Regions from separate parts of the Homo sapiens genome. Here region 1 is linked to region 2. A link is an interaction called in ENCODE POLR2A ChIA-PET data of the cell type or tissue named here. Cell type or tissue: Caco-2. All regions are shown on one strand. Links, peaks and the distances in the headings refer to the core of each region. The heading gives the core; the rest is flanking DNA. Region 1 has its middle 34 kb from the start of TMPRSS11E. Region 2 has its middle 11 kb from the start of YTHDC1.

Region 1 (2,922 bases), core at 213-2,712, 52 kb after region 2:
GAAACACCACACCTCTGTAGATAATGATGTGCAGCTGGGGCTCAGCCACTTGTGTTAGTGAAGTTCCTTTCACACCAAAGATACTCACCCCACTTCCATATTATATCCAATCATAGTATTTCAACTTCTGTCAAAATTCCCAGTCTCCAACTATGGTGCAGCAGATCCTTTCAAATGTAAATACAATAGCATAAACTTATATACTGACAATTCTGTAACATACAGAATTTCATTCTGTATGATTCTATTTAATAGAGTTTCAAAATATTCATATGGATGACCATAAAAGAAAGTAAGATTAAAGATGTGCTCTTTATGAAAAGGTGTAACCCACATTTCAATCAGGGATACTTTATAATCTTTAAAAAACACACCATTGACCAGGTGCGGTGACTCATGCCTGTAATCCCAGCACTGTGGGAGGCTGAGGCAGGTGAATCACCTGAGGTCAGGAGTTCAAGACCAGCCTGGCCAACATGGTGAAACCCCATCTCCACTAAAAATACAAAAATGCTAGCCAGGCATGGTGGCAGGTGCCTGTAATTCCAGCTACCAGGGAGGCTGAGGCAGGAGAATCACTTGAACCTAGGAGGCGGAGGCTGCAGTGAGCCAAGATTGCACCACTGCACTCCAGGCTGGGTGACAGAGTGAGACTCTGTCTCAAAACAAACAATCAAACAGCCACACCATCGGCCAGGCGCAGTGGCTCATGCCTGTAATCCCAGTACTTTGGAGGTTGAGGTGGGCAGATCCCTTGAGGCCAGGAGTTTGAGATCAGCCTGGGCAACATGGTGAAACCCAGTCTCTACTGAAAATACAAAAATTAGCCGGGCATGATGGTGCATGCCTGTAACCCAGCTACTAGGGAGGCTGAGGCACAAGAATCACTTGAACCTGGGAAGTGGAGGTTGCACTGAGCCGAACTTGCGCCACTGCACTCCAGTCTGGGCAACAGAGATAGACGCTGTCTCAAAAAAACCCAAAAAACCAAAAACAAACAAACATACAAACAAAAAACACCATTGTTTTTATTTTTATTTTTTCCCTATTTACTACTTCCACAGGAAAATTGTTTGATTTTTGCTCTATTTTAAGCCAAACTTCATATGCAGGGTAAGGCTGAGGCAAAACAAGTGAGAAAGTGGTTGTAGATAAATGTAAACGAATGACCATGAGATGACCCTTTCAGAACTTGTGCAACACGTATGTCACCAGCCCCATTAGCCTGTGTTAGGAATAACGTTCAAAATCCTAAGGAAATTGAACACTCGAACAAAGGATTCTTAGCAAAGCAATTTTACTTCTGCGCACAGGGGTGCCTCCTTGGCCAGTTACATGAGAGCACACCTGAACAAAGGGGCAGGGGAACCTTTATTTCTGTTGCAAGTCCTGCCCCGTACGCTTTTTTTATTGGCCAGGGTCGGGTCGTACAATTTAAACTAATCTCGGTTGGCTAAGCATTTGATTTTTTTTAGATAGGGTGGGCACGTACAAGAAAGTGGAGAGGAAGGCTGGACGCGGTGGCTCACGCCTGTAATCCCAGCACTTTGGGAGGCCGAGGCGGGCAGAACACGAGGTCAGGAGATTGAGACCACCCTGGCTAACACGGTGAAACCTCGTCTCTACTAAAAATACAAAAAAATTAGTCGGGCGCCTGTAGTCCCAGCTACTAGGGAGGCGGAGGCAGGAGAATGACGTGAACCCAGGAGGCGGAGCTTGCAGCGAGCCAAGATTGCGCCACTGCACTCTAGCCTGGGGGACAGAGGGAGACTCCGTCTAAAAAAAAAAAAAAAAAAAAAAAAAAAAAAAAAAAGGAAGTGGAGAGGAAGGGGAAGGGTTGTCTGCAATGAGCTAGAAAGTTAGTCTTTTTTTTTTTTTTAAATAAGGAAAGGAATGCGAGGTGGTACTGATAATGCCTGGTACTGTAGCGTGCCTGGGCATTAAAGGAGAAAAACGGAAAAACGGAAAAACGGCGGGGGTACTATGAATTAAAGAATAAAAGATTGATCAGATTATTTGAAGAGAAACCGCATCATATCCCACACCTGTCACTACATAATGAGGTTATGCTTCATTTTTATATGTATATAATTATGAAAAAAGACTCTGTCTGTTTGCTTACCAGATGTTAGCATGTATTTTTCTACAACATTGTTTGGAGCGTTTCCTAGAGTACTGCTTGGCTTTTTGTTCAGGAGCCTTGCTGCAGCTGGGTCCTTCCTTGCAGCCTTCCCACCCTGCTGACTGACAGGATGCTACCTTTATTGCTGCTGATGTTTATCAGACTGATACTCTGCCTCTAATTGCAACTGGCATTGTCTCTCCAGCTCACAGGAGGGGAAACTGTTCTTGTAATTCTTCGTAATACAGTTGAGGCCCGGCTAGGACCTTGGCCAGGCTTGGGAGTCATAGGGTTTGCAAACTCAAATGTCAACAGAAGTCTGGCTGGTAATGGAAGCGTGAAGGCTGCATAGTTTAAGAAATGTGGGCATGCCATTTGGCTTTAATGTTAGGAAATAACAGCCAGTGGCCAGGCGCAGTGGCTCACGACTGTAACCCCAGCGTTTTGGGAGGCCGAGATGGGCGGATCACGAAGTCAGGAGATCGAGATCATCCTGGCTAACATGGTGAAACCCCGTCTCTACTAAAAATACAAAAAAATTAGCTGGGCATGGTGGCAGGCACCTGTAGTCCCAGCTACTCGGGAGGCTGAGGCAGGAGAATGGCGTGGACCCGGGAGGCGGAGCTTGCAGTGAGCTGAGATCACGCCACTGCACTCCAGCCTAGGCGACAGAGCGAGGCTCCGTCTCAAAAAAAAAAAAAAAAAAAAGAAAAGAAAAGAAAAGAAAAGAAATAACAGCCAGTATGAGTGAACTGACGACGACATACTGCATTTAAAGGGAGAAGCTGCTATTCAAAGCC
Region 2 (2,922 bases), core at 321-2,820:
CCTCTGACCCTCTTCTTGGACAAAGTTTTTGTGATAACCACTTTGATGATAAAGAATCTAGTGAGGCCTTAAGATACAACCTAAGAAAGAAGGTCAAAAACTGCAAAGTAGAAAGAACATTTAGATTTCTACAACTTTTGCAATTTCTTGTGTATGTGACGTTTGTCTCCTTATACCACAGAGATTACCAAAACAGGCACCAGAGGAAAAAAAAGATGATCACCACCACCACCACCACCATTTAATAAATAATGTGTTTAGCATAACTTCAGGATGAGAAAAGAAGATTAGAGCTGGTGGGACAGTGATTCTAAGACTTCTCAGAGGTGATTTCCAGGATGACTACTCCAAAGAGAAGAGGCAAGTAAACTGCAGTCCTCAGGACCTGTTGCTAAGAAGAAAAGAAATTCTGAAGAATCAATTCAGATCTGAAAATATTGGACTGGGTCGAAACACACTTGAAAATATAATCTGTCATACATTTTCTCATTGCTTAGGAGTATGGGCTTGGGCATAAATAAGATTAGCATTTTAGCAAACATTTACTGCTTAGAAGCTATGTGAACGTGGAGAAGTGTAACACAGAGGTGAAGAGCCCTGGCTCCAGAGTTAGGGATGTGGCTTGAATCCTCGCTCTGCTACCCAGAGCAAATTATTTACTTCTTTGAGCAAATTATTTACTTCTTTGAACCTCATTTTGTTTTCTTTAACTAGGATAGCTAATCCAATAGTTTTTTCTTCATCAAGTCATATGTGAAGTACTTATCACTAACCTGTTGTGTGTATGCATGTTAGTGCTAAGTACTTCAGCAATTGATCATCATTATTATCAACCTGAGAAAACTCACTTTACTCTTGTCAAAGGAAAATAAATCTCAGGACCCAAAAATCACTAAGCCAAAGGGAAGTCAAGCTGGGAACTGCAATGGGCACACCTGCCTCCCATTCTATTCCTAAATAAGATAGCTACAAAAATTAAAAAGCTACATGCTTCCCTTGCAGTTTTCCCATAAGGAAATTCCTTGTGAACAAGAGACGGAACTCAGAGTCATCCCTGTGCTCACGTGAGTCAGAGTCCAGCCTGGGCAGCATAGTGAGGCCCTGTCTCGACAAAAATTTAAAAACTTAGCTGAGTGTGATTGTGTGGTTGGCTCATGCCTGTAGTTCCAATTACTTGGGAGGCTGAGGTGGGAGGATTGCTTGAGCCAGGTTGCTCAATGCTGCAGTGAGGTATGACACTGCCACTGCATGTCAGCCTGGAAGACAGAGTCAGATCCTATCTCTGGAAAAAAAAAATGCTTGTAGAATGTAAACATGAGGCCCTGTCTCTACAAAAAGTTGCTTGGGTGTGGTTGAGCCCAGGAGTTTGAGGTTGCAGTGAGCAATGATTGCACCATTGCATTCCAGCCTGGATAACAGAGTAAGATACTGTTTGAAACAGGAAAAAGAAACAAAAACAACATTTGTATGTGGGTATGTTTTATTTCCGGGGGGCTGCTATAACAAAGTATTATAGATTGTGTCTTCATATTTTGGAAGGGGAAAACAAGCTCATTGGGGCCGCTTTTTTAAGGGCACTAATCCCATTTATGAGGGCTCTTCTGTCACGATCCAATCACCATCCAAAGGCCCAACCTCTTAATACCAACACCTTGGGGCTTAGAATTTCAACAAACGGATTTTGGAGGCAGGGGACATAAATGTTCTGATAGCAGGGCTTTTTAGAAGTGTCATGAATAATTAAATTCTAATCATGGTAGCCAAGCCATGTATCAGCTTTCTTATAACTTAATTAGAATGCCAAATACTGTGGAAGAAACAATAACATTGCAAGCAAATGTGTTATTGTTACTTTGAAGGAAGTTATCTTCTAGTATAGTAGAAGTAGTAGATATTGTAGTGGGGTAAAACGTGTTTTCTGACAATGACTCCTTTTACCAGTAGTGAACTGGTAAATGTTTAACAACCAGCTCTCCAGAAAAACAAAATAAAACAAAACTTATTTGTAATGTTTGTCAATTTATGTGGTGTAATTACTCCTGCCATGACCAATTTCAAACTATCTATGTGACATCTCATCACTGAACACAGGAAGAAATGAGAAGTAACAAAATTTTATAGTATTTTCACCATACAGGTGCAATAATTGTAAATATAAATAACCTCAAGAACAAATAATATTAAGTTATAATTGAAAGAATCAGGAAGTGGTGAATTTTGAATATTTATTACTTTTGTATTTAATATAGTTTACTTAACTATACTTAATATTATTAACTTTGTATAATTTATTTTTTAATAATCCCTATGTTTAACAACCAGTCTACAAAAATTTTAAAAATTTAACAACTGGCTCTTATAAGTCATTACAGGCAAGCTTCAGCACACCATTATGCTTAACTGCCCCTCAGATACACAGCACTCATAGCTATATATGTATGATTTTATAGGATATCCTGGCCACAGCTGATGAGAGTAAATAGGGATGGGAATAGGTTCAATGTCACTTCTCCCAGAATTTGGAAAGGGAATCAGACTGGAAATCATCCTGTTTGTGTGGCTGAAACTATAACTCATGAAAATTTGAAGTTACAGGCAGTCACTTTTTGACCATTATGTGGACTTAGTAGTAAATAAGATTTATCTTCCAGTATAGAAGCATAAAAATATGCAAAGGGAAACCAGAAATGGGGAAACACATCTCATTTGTCTTAAAGCATTCTAGATTTCAGCGGCAGTTCTTGAGACCTGGTTGCATTCTACCCTTCGATTTGGACAGATACATTTACCCTCACAGTAGTTTTCCTTTTCCTCTAATATAACTCGAATTGCTTTTTGTTATTTGCAAACAAAAAGATGGACATGAAGGAAAAAGGAAATAGCAAAATACGCAAAATAATAAGCGTAGTATAATACTGGGTG

The links. Peaks named below come from ENCODE experiments on the same cell type or tissue, not always from the same donor. Only the 100,000 strongest peaks of a DNase experiment are listed, where the experiment ranks them.
Region 1: POLR2A ChIA-PET joins it to region 2 with 8 read pairs; 5 of 35 experiments call an interaction of 5 or more read pairs at or near these places.

The regions. Positions count from the first base shown.
Region 1 is chr4:68,411,821-68,414,742 of GRCh38, forward strand. No RefSeq gene overlaps it. Among named protein-coding and RNA genes, the nearest start is that of TMPRSS11E, 34 kb to the right of the region's middle. In Caco-2, for the core only: no CTCF peak of the experiment used is centred there; no DNase peak of the experiment used is centred there.
Region 2 is chr4:68,360,098-68,363,019 of GRCh38, forward strand. No RefSeq gene overlaps it. Among named protein-coding and RNA genes, the nearest start is that of YTHDC1, 11 kb to the left of the region's middle. In Caco-2, for the core only: no CTCF peak of the experiment used is centred there; a DNase peak (open chromatin) is centred at 1,264.